Regions from separate parts of the Homo sapiens genome. Here region 2 is linked to region 1. The links are chromatin loops, found by intact Hi-C in ENCODE. Cell type or tissue: mammary epithelial cell. All regions are shown on one strand. Each heading gives the region's core, and the rest is flanking DNA. Links, peaks and the distances in the headings are about the cores only.

Evidence for each region. Peaks named below come from ENCODE experiments on the same cell type or tissue, not always from the same donor. Only the 100,000 strongest peaks of a DNase experiment are listed, where the experiment ranks them.
Region 2: it touches region 1 in a loop (3-fold over the local background); 8 of 110 quality-filtered maps call a loop at or near these places.

What each region holds. Positions count from the first base shown.
Region 1 is chr17:16,358,873-16,367,209 of GRCh38, reverse strand. No RefSeq gene overlaps it. Among named protein-coding and RNA genes, the nearest start is that of CENPV, 9.6 kb to the right of the region's middle. RefSeq lists a silencer at 3,163-3,282. In mammary epithelial cell, for the core only: a CTCF peak has its summit at 3,249 (motif pointing left); a DNase peak (open chromatin) is centred at 3,249.
Region 2 is chr17:16,585,957-16,594,293 of GRCh38, reverse strand. No RefSeq gene overlaps it. Among named protein-coding and RNA genes, the nearest start is that of ZNF287, 21 kb to the right of the region's middle. RefSeq lists an enhancer at 5,085-5,154. In mammary epithelial cell, for the core only: a CTCF peak has its summit at 4,770 (motif pointing right); a DNase peak (open chromatin) is centred at 4,813; H3K4me3 peaks cover 519 bases.

The sequences.
Region 1 (8,337 bases), core at 65-8,064:
GTGGCTGAGGCAGGCGGATCCTTGAGCCCAGGAGTCAAGGCTACAGTGAGCTATGATCATACCACTGCTCTCCAACCTGGGTGACAGAAGGAGATTCTGTCTCCCACCCTGCCCCACAACAAAAAATTTAAGCAATTTTTTTTTTTTTTTTGAGATGGAGTCTCACTCTGTTGCCTAGGCTGGAGTGCAGTGGTGCCATCTCAGCTTACTGCAACCTCTGCCTCCCGGGTTTAAGCGATTATCCTAGCTGGGACTACAGGTGCGCACCACCACGCACAGCTAATTTTTGTATTTTTAGCAGAGACAGGGTTTCACCGTGTTGGTCAGGCTGGTATCAAACTCCTGACCTCGTGATCCGCCCGCCTTGGCCTCCCAAAGTGCTAGGATTACAGGTGTGAACAACTGCGCCTGGCCTGAAGCAATTTTTTGATAGTTTCTAATCGAATTAAGACCTCTCCTGAGAAGCTAGATACCCACTCATGAAGATGATTATCAGCTGTCAGTCAAGAGTCTAAAGATCTTTAATTAGGCATTTCTTTTGTATACAGTCTAAACAGTGATTATGTAGTCATTTTCCCCCATTGTTTCTACCAAGAGAGAAATCTTTGACTTAGTCTGTCAGAGGCCTTTGTTCTTGTAGCAAGACTATAGTGAAACTTTGTCACATGTTCATAATCAAATTGCCTGAAAGTATTTTTATTTTTAAATGTTTTCTACTATTTATTTTTTGAAGCAGGGTCTTGCTCTGTCGCCCAGGCTGGAGTGCACTGGCATGATCATAGCTCACTGCAGCCTTGCCTTCCCAGGCTCAAGTGATCCTCCCTCCTCTGCTTCCCAAATAGCTGGGACCAACAGGCATGCACCACCACACCCAGCTAATTTATTATTTTTTTTTTGTTGCAACAGAAGTCTCACTATGTTGCCTAGGCTGGTGTTGAATTCCTGGACTTAAGTGATCCTCCTGTCTCGGCCTCCCAAAGTGTTGAGATTACAGGCGCGAACCACTGTGCCTGGCTGAAAAGATTTTTAAACACCTCATACCCTAGAGAATCTCTTGCGCATGTGTGCCAGGAGAGATGAACAAGAATGTTTATATCGGCATTATTCAGAATAGCAATAACTGTAAACATATATTCTATCAACAGAAAAATGGACAATTGTAGAAGGTTCATCCTGTGCAACAATGAATACATATCAACTCTAGGATACACATCAATATGCATGAATCACAAAAGAAAAGTCTCAGAAGAATGCATGCATTATTTGTTAGCTTATTATAATGAGTTCAAAAACAGATGAGACGGCAGGGCGTGGTGGTTCACACCTGTAATCCCAGCACTTTGGGAGGCCGAGGCAGACCAGTCACCTGAGGTCAGGAGATTGGTCAGTTCAAGACCAGCCTGGCCAACCTGGTGAAACCCTATCCCTACCAAAAATAAAAAAATTAGCTGGGCGTGGTGGCATGAGCCTGTAGTCCCAGCTAGTCAGGAGGTTGTGGCAGGAGAATTGCTTGAACACGGGAGGCGGAGGTTGCAGTGGGCAGAGATCACACCACTGTACTCCAGCTTGGGAGACAGAGTGAGACTCCGTCTCAATAAATAAATAAATAAATAAATAAATAAATAAATAAATTAAATTAAATAAAAGTAGCCAGGCATGGTGGCACATGCCTGTAATCCCAGGCTCTCGGGAGGCTGAGGCAGGAGAATCACTTGAATCCAGGAGGCGGAGGTTGCAGTGAGGCAAGATCGCACCACTGCACTCCAGCCTGGGTGACAGAGTGAAACCCTGTCTCAAAAAACCCCCCAAGAAACCAGATGAGACTAAATGTTATTTAGATATATGTACTTATATGTGATAAAGATGAGCACAAAAGTCAGAAGGGTGGTTACCTCTTGAGGAGCGGTGAGGGGATGATGGGGCACATCAGAGAAATTGATAAAGCTCCATTTCTTGTCATAGTTGGACATTCTTCTTATTATTTGAATTCTACATGTACGTGATATACATGAGTATAGCAATAAAGAGTTAAAATCACTCTTGCTGCCCTGAGGATGTAGTTTGGGAGGTGGTGGGGGGAGACTCTGGTGAGTTCAGTGGATGTGGGAAGAAGTTCAGGACATCTGAGGTCATTATCCATCCTTTTGTTTTGAGCTCTACCACTTGCTAGCTGTGTGACCCTGAGTGAGTTACTTACACTCACCCTCAATTTTCTCAGCAGAAAAATGTGGACAATAAAAGTGCTTGCCTTTTTGTGAAGGCTGTTAGACAAAGTTTGCAAAGTTCATCTCAGCACAGTGCCTGGTGCTTAGTAAACACTCAGGACTACCACATAGGGCTGCACAGGAAGAAGGGATTTTTGTTTTCTAATTCACTCAGAGGCATTGACAAAGATTCTTTGCTTGGACAAACTTCAGTCAGGCTTCTGAACCTTCTCCAGAGGCCCATCTGTGCACTTCCTTATAAATCCAGTTTTAGCAAAAGAACTCTTCTAAGTGATTTTAGCCAGAACCCTGTATCTTGATATCTGATCATCTTCAATATCTGATTAGGTTTCTCATCCCCCATCATCCTCCAGCTGATGTTGGGTCACCTTGGCCTGTCTTCAGCAAGAGTCCTGTTAGGTGGGTTTGGCCAGAATCCCCCTTACTCCTCTTAGTAATTTTCCATCCACTGACCTCCACCCTGCTTCTTGGCTGTAAATTCCCCCTTGCCCATGCTGTATTTAGAGTTGAGTCCAATCTCTCTCCCCTATAGCAAAATCCCATTACAGTGGTTCCTATACCCATCTTGATGGTCCCAGATAAAGTCTTGCTTACTGTCCTTTAACAAGTATTATTGAATAACTTTTAACAGCATCAGGCAGCTTTCCAAGTTCTGGGCCTAATAGGTTGTGTCTGTCCAGGAGAGGCTTCGTTTTCTTCTTGGCACAAAGGTTAGTGGTGCCCCTGAAAATGCTGAGAAAAATAACATTTACCACAAGCATGCTGATAAGAGGGATATAAATATTGAGATAAATAGTACCATCAGGGAAAGAAATGAGGCCTGCCACATAAGCTGAGAAATTTGAGTGCTCCTGCTATGGTTGAGAGCCTGCCAGTCCACCCTAAACTCCGTCAAAGTCTTTCCCCACTTGTATGAGGCTGGAGTAGCTTGGCGGCCTCTCAAGCCTGAGGGTACAAAATAGTGCCCCTTAGTTAATTGCATTAACTCTTTCTCACTGCCCGGTATATATGACACATGCCTCCTGCCCCCTAGTGGCTGTTGTGGATTCTGCACACTCCCAGGAGCTAAACAAGAATTCTGTTTCTGGAGGGAGCCTTACCGGGTATAGCTCAAAACAAGCACAGACAGATCCAATCTGAAAAGCACATTTGCATATGAAGGTACCATTATTTACTCTCTTATGCTTCTGTATTTCTAGCAGCTCTGCCCGCCCCCCCCATAGGAACTTACAGAGCAGTGCTTTAGAGAAAAGCAAATCAAACACGCCATACCATTTTCAGATTCCCTTAAAATCCTATACAGATTTACCAGGATTTTTTTCCCCTTTGGAGTTGAGTGTTGCATCTGTTCTCCTTCTGTGAACACATCACATACTAGATCTGTTTCTCCTTATCCTGAGTCACCAGAGACTTCATCATGTTGGTTTTAGGGGCCTAAGATGGAGCCAAAAATGCCCACTTGAACATTTTTTTCAGGCTGGGTGTGGTGGCTCACACCTGTAATCCCAGCACTTTGGGAGGCCGAGGCAGGAGGATCACCTGAGGTCGGGAGTTCCAGACCAACCTGACCAACATGGAGAAACCCTGTCTTTACTAAAAATACAAAATTAGCTGAGTGTGGTGGTGTATGCCTGTAATCCCAGCTACTCGGGGGGCTGAGGCAGGAGAATCGCTTGAACCCAGGAGGAACAGGTTGCAGTGAGCTGAGATCGCACCATTGCACTCCAGCCTGGGCAACAGAGCGAGACTCCGACTCAAAAACAAAAATTCAGCTGGGTGCAGTGGCTTATGTCTGTAATCCTAGCGCTTTGGGAGGCCAAGGTGGGTGGATCAATTGAGCCCAGGAGCTCGAGACCAGCCTGGGCAACATGGCAAAATTCCATATTTACAAAAAAAATTAATGAGTCGTGGTAGCCTGCATCTGTGGTCCCAGCTACTTGGGGGGCTGGGGTGGGAGGATCCCCTGAGCTGGGGAGGTCGAGGCTGCAGTGAGCTGAAATCTTGCCACTGCACTCCAGCCTGGGCACCAGTGAGGCCCTGTCTCAAAAAAAATTTTTTATTTTTTAAATTGTGAAAAACACATACATACACAAAAGTTTGGGCACGGTGTCTCACACCTGTAATCCCAAAACTTTGGGAGGCTGAGGTGGGCAGATCACCTGAGGTCAGGAGTTCGAGACCAGCCTGGCCACCATACAGTGAAACCCCATCTCTACTAAAAAATACAAAAATTAGCTGGGTGTGGTGGTGCACTCCTATAGTCTCAGCTACTTGGGAATCTGAGGCAGGAGAACTGCTTGAACCTGGGAGGTGGAGGTTGCAGCGAGCCGAGATCATGCCATTGCACCCCAGCCTGTGTGACAGAACAAGACTCCATCTCTCAAAAAAAACAAAAACAAAAAACAAAAAACAAAAAAAACCCACGAAAGTTACCGTTTTAACTCTTTTTAAGTGTACAGTTCAGTGGCATTAGGTATGTTCACACTGTTGTGCTCCCATCACCACCATCCCTCTCCAGAATTTTTTTCTTCTTCCCTAACTCTATACCCATTAAAGAACTTCTGGCTGGGCGCAGTGGCTCACATCTGTAATCTCAGCACTTTGGAAGGTCAAGGCGGGTGGATCACCTGAGGTCAGGAAGTCAAGATGAGCCTGGCCAACATGGTGAAACCCCGTCTCTCCTAAAAACACAAAAAAATTAGCTGGGCATGGTGGCAGGAACCTGAAATGCCAGCTACTCAGGAGGCTGAGGCATGAGAATTGCTTGAACCTGGGAGGCAGAGGTTGCAGTGAGCCGAGACTGGGCCACTGCACTCCAGCCTGGCCTAGAGAGCAAGACTCGGTCTCAAAAAAACCAAACCAAAACAAAAAACTCCCTAATCCCCCTACGCCCAGCCCGTAGTAACCACCATCCTACTTTTTGTCTACTGATTTGACTACTCTAGGTACAAAAACGACCACTTTTGATTTTCATGAGTGGGCGTCGATATTGGGACTCTGCTGCCGTATTGTCCATCCACAATGTGCAAATGATGAGGCATTCTTTCTTTATTCATTCTGCTTGTGCTTTAAAGTCCAGGAAGAATTCTTTTTTTGTGTGGTAAAATATATGCTGTATAACATAAAATTTTAACTATATAAGTGCACAATTCAGTGGCAGTAAATATATTCACAATGTGCAGCCATCACCACTCTTTCCAGAACTTTTTCATCACCCCAAACAGAAACACATTAACAATAACTCGGGCCAGGTGCAGTGGCTCACGCCTGTAATCCCAACACTTTGGGAGGCCAAGGTGGGCGGATCACCTGAGGTCGGGAGTTCCACACCAGCCTGACAAACATGGAGAAACCCTGTCTCTATTAAAAATACAAAATTAGCCTGGTGTGGTGGCTCACGCCTGTAATCCCAGCTACTTGGGAAGCTGAGGCAGGAGAATCGCTTGAACCCAGGAGGCAAAGGTTGCAGTGAGCTGAGATCGTATCATTGCACTCCAGCCTGGGCGACAAGAGTGAAACTTCGTCTCAAAAAACAAAACAAAACAAAACAAAAAACAGTAACTCCCCACTCCCTCCTCCCTCAGCCCCTGGCAATCTCTATTCTACTTTCTGTCTTTATGAATTTGAATTCAGGAAGAATTTATTTATTTTTTTGAGATGAAGTTCCACTGTTTTTGCCCAGGCTGGAGTGCAGTGGTGCGATCTTGTCTCACTGCAGTGTCCACCTCCCGGGTTCAAACAGTTCTCCTGCCTCAGCCTCTCGAGTAGCTGGGATTACAGGCGCCCGCCACCATGCCTGGCTAATTAAATTCAGGAAGAATTTAATGTCATATATGGTAGGGAAATTTGCTCAGTTAGAATGGCTACAGAATGGGTTTTTCATTGTCTACATATGACATTTTAGTTCAGAAAACAGCATATATTGAATAAAAGTTATAAATCAGGAGTGGTGGCTTCTGGCACTTTGGAAGACTGAGGTGGGAGGATGCCTTGAGCCCAGGAGTTCAAGGCTGCAGTGAGCTGTGATCATGCCACTGCACTCTAGCCTGGGTGACAGAGTTAGACCCTGTTTCAGAAAAAAAAAAAAAATAGATGTTATGATTTAGCAAGTCTTATCAAAACCTACCCAAACTCAATGTATGTTACTAAGAGGGTATAATACAGATGATGAAAATATTTTCCAAAGGACCCAAGAAAGCATATAAGATCCTGTGATAAGTGTTTTGAGTTTATTCTGTTTCTCTAGTTATATATTTTTTCATTTATAACATATAAATGTAATTTTGTTTTATCTTTCTTCTTTATCAGGCCACCTAGACAGGAGTAATAAAAATATATATACCTATACACACATCCTGGCAAAAGTCCTAAATTCCACGGGAAAAGAGAGAGGTGCACAAGTTTTCACATTGAAGGAAGAGGCTGTTGTATAAAAGGAAAACAAAACTAGCATTAGAATTCTCCTTCCAGCCAGGCATGGTGGCTCACACCTGTAATCCCAGCACTTTGGGAGGCCAAGGTGGGAGGATCACAAGGTCAGGAGTTCGAAACCAGCCTGGCCAACATAGTGAAACCCCATCTCTACTAAAAATACAAAAATTAGCCGGGTGTGGTGGCGCATGCCTGTAGTCCCAGCTACTGGGGAGACTGAGAAAGGAGAATCGCTTGAACCCAAGAGGCGGAAGTTGTGGCGAGCCAAGATCGCGCCACTGTACTCCAGCCTGGGCAACAGAGCGAAAGTCAGTCCCAAAAATAAAAATAAAAACAAACAAACAAACAAACAAACAACTCATTTCCAGCCAGCACAGTGACTCATGCCTGTAATCCCAGCACTTTGGGAGGCTGAGGTGGGCAGACTGCTTGAGCCCAGGAGTTCGAGACCAGCCTGGCCAACATGGTGAAACCCTGTCTCTAGAAAAAATATAAAAATTAGCCGGGCATGGTGGTGCATGCCTGTGGTCCCAGCTACTTGAGAGGCTGAGGCATGAGAATCACTTGAACCAAGCTGGCGGAGGCTGTAGTGAGCTGAGATCGCACCACTGCAAAAACGAGACTCTGGAGAAAAAAAAAAAAAGGCTCAAACCTATAATCCCAGTGCTTTGGGAGGCTGAGGCAGGAGAATCACTCTAGCCCAAGAGTTCGAGACCAGCCCGAGCAAAATAATAAGATCCCTGTCTCTACAGAAATAAACAAATAAAATGAAAAAATAGCTGAGCGTGGTGGTCCCAGCTACAGGGGCTGCTGAGGTGGGAGGATCCCTTGAGCCAAAGAATTCAAGGCTGCAACGAGCCATGATCAAGCTGCTGAACAACAGCCTAGGTGACAAAGTGAGACCATGTCTCAAAAAAAATTCTGTCCCCAGACAAAATGTCATTCATCTTTTGGGGCAAAAGCAGATGATTCAAGCACTTATGTACCCAGTATCACCCATGCACCCTACCTGAGGAAAATACTTAAAAGTTCTCTAGGCTGGGCCCAGTGGCTCACACCTGTAATCCCAGCATTTTGGGAGGCCAAGGCGGGCAGATTACGAGGTGAGGAGTTCAAGACCAGCCTGGACAACACGGCAAAATCCCGTCTCTACTAAAAATACAAAAATTAGCTGGGCATGGTGGTGGGTGCTTGTAATTCCAGCTACTCGGGAGGCTGAGGCAGGAGAATCGCTTAAACCTAGGAGGTGGAGGTAGCAGTGAGCCGAGATTGTGCCACTGCACTCCAGCCTGGGCAACAAGAATGAAATTCAGTCTCAAAAAAAAAAAAATTATCTAATCAATCCCTAATCATATTTAAAAAGAGACCTCAGGCGGAGTGCGGTAGCTCACACCTGTAATCCCAGCACTTTGGAAGGCTGAGGCGGGTGGAACACTTGAGGTCAGGAGTTCGAGATGAGCCTGGCCAACATGGTGAATGCAACTACGTCTCTACTAAAAATACAAAAATTAGCTGGGTATAGTGGTGTACCCCGCTAGTCCCAGTGACTCGAGATGCTGAGGCAGGAGAATTGCTTGAACCTGGGAGGCGGAGTTTACAGTGAGCCAAGATCATGCCATTGCACTTCAGCCTGGGCGACAGAGCGAGACACCATCTCAAAAAAAATAAATAAAGTAAAATA
Region 2 (8,337 bases), core at 294-8,293, 230 kb before region 1:
TAAATCTTATTCCTTCTATTTAACTGTATTTTTGTATCCATTAATCAACCTCTCTTTATCCTCCTCTACCCTTCCCAGCTCTGGTAACCAACAATCTAATCTCTATCTCCTTGAGATCCATGTTTATAGCTCTCACATATGAGTGAAAGCAAGCCATCTTTGCCTTTCTGTCCCTGGCTTATTTTAATTAATCTCTAGTTCCAATTAATGATAGTTCCATTCAGGGTTGCTGCAAATGTCAGGATTGCATTTCTTTTGTATGGATAAATACTATTCTGTTGTATATTCATATGTCACATCTTGTTTATCCATTCAGCCACTGACGAACACATAGGTTGATTCCCAATTTTGTCTATTGTGAAATAACCAGTATTTCACAACACTGCAGTATTTCACAACACTGCAGTATTTCACAAGGCTGCAGTAAACATGGGAGTGCGGGTATCTCTTCAATATATTGATTTCCTTTCTTTTGGATATATACCCAGCAGTGGGATTGCTGGATCATATGGTAGTTCTATTTTTAGTTTTTTGAGGAACCTTCATACTCTGTTCCATAGCAGCTATACTAATTTACATTTCCACCAGCACTGTACAAAGGTTGCCCTTTCTCCATATCCTTGCCAGCATTCATTTTTTTTTGTCTTTTTGATACAAAGCCATTTTAACTGTGCTGAGATGATGTGGTTTTGATTTGCATTTCCCTGATGAAAAGTTTGTATTGTTTTGATTATTGTAATTTTGTAGCAATGTTTGAAATCAAGACACATGGGTCCTTGAATTTTGTTCTTTTTCAATATTGTTTGGCTATTTGGGACCTCCTACTTTTCCACATGAATTTTATTTTATTTATCTTATTTTGGACAGGCTTTCATTCTATTTCCCAGGCTGGAGTGCAATGATGCAATCATAGTTCATTGTAGCTTTAACTTCTTGGGCTCAAGCGTTCCTCCAGACTCAGCCTCCTGAGTAGTTGAGACTACAGGCATGCACCACCAAGCCCCGCTAATTTTTTTTTAATTTTTTGTGGAGACAAGGTCTTGCTACGTTGCCCAGGCTGGTCTCAAATTTCTAGCCTTAAATGATCCTCTGGCCTCAAATGATCCTCCTGCCTCAGCCACCCAAAGTGTTAAGATTCCAGGCATGAGCCACCACACCTAACACCCATATGAATTTTAGAATCAGCTTTTCCCTTTCTGCAAAAACAGGCCATTGAGGTATTGATAGGGTTGCATTGCATCTGTAGGTCATTTTGAGTAGTATTGCCATTTTAATAATATTAAGTCTTAAAATTTACATAGAATGTCTTTCCATTTTAGACCTTCTTTAATTCCTCTGAACAAAGTTTTGCAGTTTTTAGTGTACAACTCTTGCAACTCCTTGGTTAAATTCATTCCCAAGTGTTTTTGGTTTTGTTTGTTTCTTTGTTTGTTTGTTTGTTTGTTTGTTTGTTTGTTTTTGAGACAGGACCTGGCTTTGTTGCCCAGGGTGGAGTGCAGTGGTGCCATCTTGGCTCACTGTAACCTCTGTCTCCCAGGCTCAAGGCATCCTCCCACCTCAGCCTCCTTTGTAGCTGGGACTACAGGCACACACCACCACACCTGGCTAAATTTTTGTATTTTTTGTAGAGACAGGGGTTTCGCTATGTGGCCCAGGCTGTTCTCGAACTCTGAGTTCAAGTAATCCTCCCACCTGGGCCTCCCAGAGTGCTGGGATTACAGGCATGATCCACCATGTCCAGATTCCCCAGTATTTTTACTATTGATATTGTAAATGAAATTTTTTTCTTAATTTCGTTACAGATTGTTCGTTGTTAGTGTATAGAAATAAAACCAATTGTTTGTTGATCTTGTATCCTGAAGCTTTGTGGAATTCACTGATGCTCACTAATTGTGTGTGTGTGCACATGTGTCTATATTCTTTAAAATTTTCAATATACTAGATGTCATCTGTGAAAGAAATAGTTTTACTCTTTTTCCAATGTGGATGCCTATTATTTCTATTTACTGTGTAAGCTGTAGCCAGAACTTTCCTTACGATGTTGAATAGAAGTGGTGAGAAGACAGGACATCCATGATCTTAGGAAGAAAGATTTCATCACACGCACTCACCACTGAGGGTGATGTTAGCTATGGGTTTTTCAGGCTGAGGCAGCTCCCTTCTAATCCTAATTTATTGAGTGTTGTTTTTATCATGACAGGGTATTGAATTTTGTCAAATATTTGTTTTGTATGAATTGCAATAATCTTGTGAGATTTTTCCCCTCATTCTATTAATGTGGGATACAGCAGTAATTGATTTTGTATGTGGAATCAATTTGTGTATCTGGAATAAATTGAACTAATCATAGTGTGTAATTCTTTTAATATACTGCTGAATTCAATTTGGTAGTATTTTGATGATTTTTTCTATCTGTATGCATAAAAGATATTGGTTTGTACTGAGAAAACATTGTATTGGTTTTCTCTTCTTATGAAGTCTTTTTCACAAATACTAGGGTAATGCTGTCCTCATAGAAAGGGTTAGGATCGGTTATCTTCTATTTTGGGGTGTAGGACAGATGGTTAGAGTTTGAGATGGATTGGTGTTAATTCTTCTGCAAATGTTTTGTAGAAATTGCCAGTGAAGCCATTTGGCCCTGGCCCTTTTTGTTGTTAAAAGGTTTCTGATTCATTCTATTTATTTAAAAAGATATCCTGGCCGGGCGCAGTGGCTCACGCCTGTAATCCCACGACTTTGGGAGGCCGAGGCGGGCGGATCACGAGGTCAGGAGTTCAAGACCAGTCTGACCAACATGGTGAAACCCCATCTCTACTAAAAATACAAAAATTAGCCAGGTGTGGTGGCACACACCTGTAATTTCAGCTACTCAGGAGGCTGAGGCAGGAGAATTGCTTGAACCTGAGAGGCCAAGATTGCAGTGAGCCAAGATCGTGCCACTGCACTCAAGCCTGGGTGACAGAGTGAGACTCTGTCTCAAAAAAAAAAAAAAAAAAAAGATATCCTTAGATTCTCCATTTCTTCTTCAATCTGTTTTGGAAGTCTGAGTGCTTCTAAGAATTTATCCTTGGGAGGCCGAGGAGGGTGGATCATGAGGTCAAGAGATTGAGACCATCCTGGCCAACATGGTGAAACCCCGTCTCTACTAGAAATACAAAAATTAGCTGGGAGTGGTGGTGCACGCCTGTTGTCCCAACTACTCAGGAGGCTGAGGCAGGAGAAACGCTTGAACCCGGGAGGCAGAGGCAGAGGTTGCAGTGAGCCAAGATCGTGCCACTGCACTCCAGCCTGATGACAGTGTGAGACTCTGTCTCAAAATGTATCCATTTCATCTAGATTACCTACTTTGTTGGGATACAATTGATTTAATATTCTCTTATAATTCTGTGTATTTCTTCAAAATCAATAGTCACGTCCCCACTTTTATTTCTGATTTAATGTTTTAGTTTTATATAAATTTTCATATTGCAATAATTTTATTATATTACTGTTAAATATTGTTAAATAATTAGGAAAAATAATAAAATAACAGTGTTTTAATAATCTTTCTCTTCTTACTCTACCTGAAGTTTTGTCAATTTTCTTGACCTTTTCAAAGGACCAACTTTGGGTTTTGTTGATTTTTTCCCTATTTTTCTATCCTCTATTTTGTTTAACTATGCTCTAATCTTTATTATTTCCTTCTGTCTTAGTCCATTTGTGCTTCTACAACAAAATACCACAGGCCACATAATTTATTTTTCAAAAATCAGAAATTTATTTTCTTACAGTTCTGGAGGCTGGGAAGTCCAAGATCAAGGTGCCAGCATCTTGTGAGGGCCTTCTTGCTATGTTATCCCATGGGAGAAAGCAGAAGGGCCAAGAAAAGGGAAGAGAGAGCAAGAGAGTGCTGAACTTGTCCTTTTGAAAGGAACACACTCCCTTAATAATGGCATTAATCCACTCATGAGGACAGAGTCCTCATGGCCTAATCACCTCTTAAAAGTCTTACCTCTTACCCCTGTTACATTGGAGATTAAGTTTCCAACACATGGACATTGGAGGACACATTTAAACTATAGCATCTTCCTTCTCCTAACTTTGGGTTTTGTTTTCTCTTCTTTATCCAGCTCCTTAAGGTGTAAAGTTAGGTTATTTATCTGATATCTTTGTTTTTTAAAGGTAAATGTTTACTCGTAAAATTTTCCCTTTGAAACTGCTTTCACTGATTGTCATAGTTTTGGTATGTTGTGCTTCATTTTCATTTGTCTCATCGTATTTTCCAATTTCCCATGTTATTTTTTCTTTGACCATTGGTTGTTTAAGAGTGTGTTGTTTAATTCTCACGTATTTGTGAATGTTCCAGTTTTCCTTCTGTTAATGTTTCCTTATATTGTGGTTATAGAAAATATTGTATTACTTCAGTCTTTTAAAATTGATTGAGACTAGCTTTGTGACCTAATTTGTGGTCTAATCTGGAGACTGTTCCATGCGTGTTAGAGAATACTAGAGGATATTCTGAAGCTGTTGGGTGGAGTGTAACGGCTTTGAATAATCTGAAGTTCAGTAGTTAAAGAGGATGGCCAGGGCCAGGCATAGTGGCTCACGCCTGTAATTCCAGCACTTTGGGAGGCCGAGGCGGGTGGATCACCTGAGGTCAGGACTTCCAAACCAGCCTGGCCAACATGGCGAAACCGCGTCTCTACTGAAAATACCAAAAAGCAATAGAGGATGGCCGGAGGGAGCCCAAGTCCCTAAAACGCAAAGCTCCCTGCACTGCACCTAGAGGGCCGCAAGAGGGCGCGCGAACCCGCCCTGGCTGACTTGCCGGCGCGCATGCGTGTTCCGCCTGCGGACTGCCTTGTCTGCAGTGAGGCAGAGCGCTGCGTTCCTTGAGGACCCCGGGGAGGCGCGGTCGCGGCTTCGTGACAACCTGGGGCCGAGTCCTCCGTGAGGAAACAGCCTGTGCGGGCCCTGACGGCTGTGGAGGGAGCTGTTCCCCGGCTTCTCCAGGGACATTTTTCGGGGCTTTCTGCATGGTGCCTGGGTTTCTGCCTCACTCGCGCGCGGTGCCCCGCAGGGCCTCTGGCCAGTTCCCTCTCGCAGGGAGCGGCGGAACTCCCGGTGTCCTGGCGCGAGGTGGCGGCTTCTGGGAGAAGTCCCCAGACCCTCCGAGGAGGAGGAATCGCTGACGGCGGGAAGGGGGTGGGCGGAATCCCAGGCCGCTCCGTCCCTGTGAGCCCGGCGGGACCGGGAGACCGGCGCTCCCCTCCCGTGGACCGGCCTCTGTGAAGCCTTTAAGGTTCGTTTTTGCTACAACGTGAAAGTAGTTTAAAAACATAAGAAACTGTAAAGTGAGTGTATTAAAACTCGCATCATTCCTGGCCAACATGATGAAACCCCGTCTCTACTATAAATTCAAAAATAAGCCGGGCGTGGTGGCGCACGCCTGTAGTCCCAGCTACAGGGGAGGCTGAGGCACAATTGCTTGAACCCAGGAGGTGGAGGTAGCAGTGAGCCAAGATCACACCACTGCACTCCAGCCTGAGCGACAGAGGGAGACTCTGTCTCCAAAAGAAAAAGAAATCTGAGCGTAGATGCAAACTGAGACACTGAGACTTCCTCCTTGTAGTAGTCAGGACCAGGCGATTGAAGTAATTCTGTCCTGTGGGGTTCGGCATCATGCACGTTTCCCCTGGGCCGTCCTCTGATGCAGGGCACTTGCTCCACACTCTGGGAACCCAGATTCACCAGTCTGCCCTGTCACATAGTTGAAGGAGTTGCATTTATCTTTCTGGCTCCCAATTCCTTTAAAATTACATTTGTTGCAGAACCTCCACAAGGCGAAATGAAATAAAATTACATTTGTGACCATCAGAGAACTGAAGGAACTATTAACTGGCCGTCCTGGTTTTGCTGAGATCAGGCTGTTGACAGCTCCTGGTTGGCCCACAGCTACCTATGTCAGTTATCTCCATTAACATTTCCAAGAATCTTTGTAGGACAATTTCTCCACCTGCAAGTTCTTTCAAGTAGAACCCTTCTTTCCTTTAAGGCAATTAGCCCATTGCCAAAAGGTTTTACTGTCTTAAAGCTGGAACTGTCTTTCTGAGATCTAATTCCAGGGACTTCTCCACAGCTAAGTGAGGTGCCTCACACCAGTATTAGGTGATTCTTTGTGTGGACAGAACAGAGCATTTTCATCTTGTGTTTAAAGCAATTTCTTGGCTTCGGCTCCTCACCACTTTCTATACCAGTCTCCCATTCACGTCCCTAGTAATGCCTATGCAAAAAAAAAAAGAAAAAAGAAAGAAAAAGAAAAAGCTGACGGTGAAACCTACAGGTTTAAGGGCTTAAATCTCAGACTTTGTGTTAGGAGAAACAGGAGTGTGCTGAGAGGGCAAGCAATAAAACAAGTCATACCAAAAAGCCACATTGCTCTCTCCTAAGCCCCAACCCCACTCCACTCCTGAGGCCAGTGGTCCAGACAGAAAATAACTGGAGAAGACGAGGAGGTCAAAGGATCAGGGAACTAAGCATTATGTGAATTCACCAGCAAGATGTACAGAACGCTTGTGTTTACATTGTTTTTATGGAACTAGCAGAATAAAACTGATCTATTTTAAAAATGAAAAAAAAACTCACATCATTTTAACTTTAAATAGTTTATACCAAAGGAAAGTTTTAATACATTTGCCTTCCTGGCTTTAATGAAAGCAAACATATCAATAACATTTTAAAAATATACTTCTTAGCTTATCTCATTTTCATTTGAACATGTCCAACAATTCCTCATGACACAGTGACAGTCTTAAATAGCTGTCAATTAATTTCAGCTTACAAAAACTTCTTTTGTGGGACCCCCATTATGACTGGTATCGCTAAAAATTATGTATTAGAACATGTTGGGAAGCAGAGGGAGAAAATAATTATATATCAGATCCACTTCCACATTTAGGAAAGAACTAAGCAAAATGTGTTCATCAGTTTTGGACATTGAAACATTATCGTTTGGTTTGGTTTTTTAAATGCCAACTATTGTATCATCTGAGGAACTGACATTTAAACTGGCACTGAGCAGTGTGAGTGTGGGGTGGGAATACTGTCTGGGTATTGGTGTGGAAGTGAATGGCGATTGTGGAGCTCCGTGTAGAGATCACAGCTATGCTTGACAGTGGTTTTGAGAGGCCGTGTCAGATTCATGACTGGGTACTAGTGGAGCCATTATCTGAGATTAGAGATTAGAGGACAAGTCACTTTTATTTGGGGAGGAAGTTGAGGGCCTCAGTTTGAAATGTATTACATCTTAAGTGCCTATAACACGCAGAGACTGTGCCTCAAATGAAATCTAGACTGAGCTTTCAGATGTCATCACCATCAAGATAATGATGGGAGAAATTGCTGCAGCAAGTGAAGACATGCAGGAGGTTTCCAAGGCAGCTATAGTGAAAGGGGCACACGGGTGGGGACTGGGTCTCAGAATGTTCCCTGATACTCTTCAGGGGGGCTTTGCACAGGACACCAGCAAGGAGTGTTCGTGGACTAGGTTTGAAGACAGTCAGCCTGAGATGTCAGAGGAGTCTGGCAAAAGAATGATCTCAAAAGGAGGCCGTGGTCAAATTAGTCTTTGTTTGTTTGTTTGTTTTTGAGATGGACTCTTGCTTTGTCACCCAGGCTGGAGTGTGGTGGCGGGATCTCAGCTCACTGAAACCTCGCCTCCTGCGTTCAAGCGATTCTTCTGCCTCAGCCTCCCAAGTAGCTGGGACTACAGGCGCCCGCCACCATGCCCGGCTAATTTTTGTATTTTTAGTAGAGACAAGGTTTCAATATATCAGCCAGGCTGGTCTCAAACTCCCGAACTCAAGTGATCCACCCACTTCAACCTCCCAAAGTGCTGAGATTACAGGCATGAGCTACCATGCCTGGCACTACCCAGATATTTTAATCCAATGAGTATTTTAAGTCATTTTCTTGGGACTAAAACACAATTGAAACGTGACCTCTTTTGGGGAATTTGCCTTTTCCTAGGCTTCTCTGACATCTCAGCTGTGGAAACAATTTTAAGTCATTTTCTTGGGACTAAAACACAATTGAAACGTGACCTCTTTTGGGGAATTTGCCTTTTCCTAGGCTTCTCTGACATCTCAGCTGTGGAAACATGGAGTTGTTTGATTTCCACTTTTCTACATAAACCACTTCCTCCACTGAGTACCCTGAAACTGTCTGCCCTTTTTTGCCCCATGTCAAACTCCATGGAAAAGTGCACTTACTTGCACAACTTCCTCTTCCAAATAAGTGGCATGCTGCCCTGGAATCTCTGCTTCAGTTCACTCTCATAACGCCAGAAGACGGCTGTAG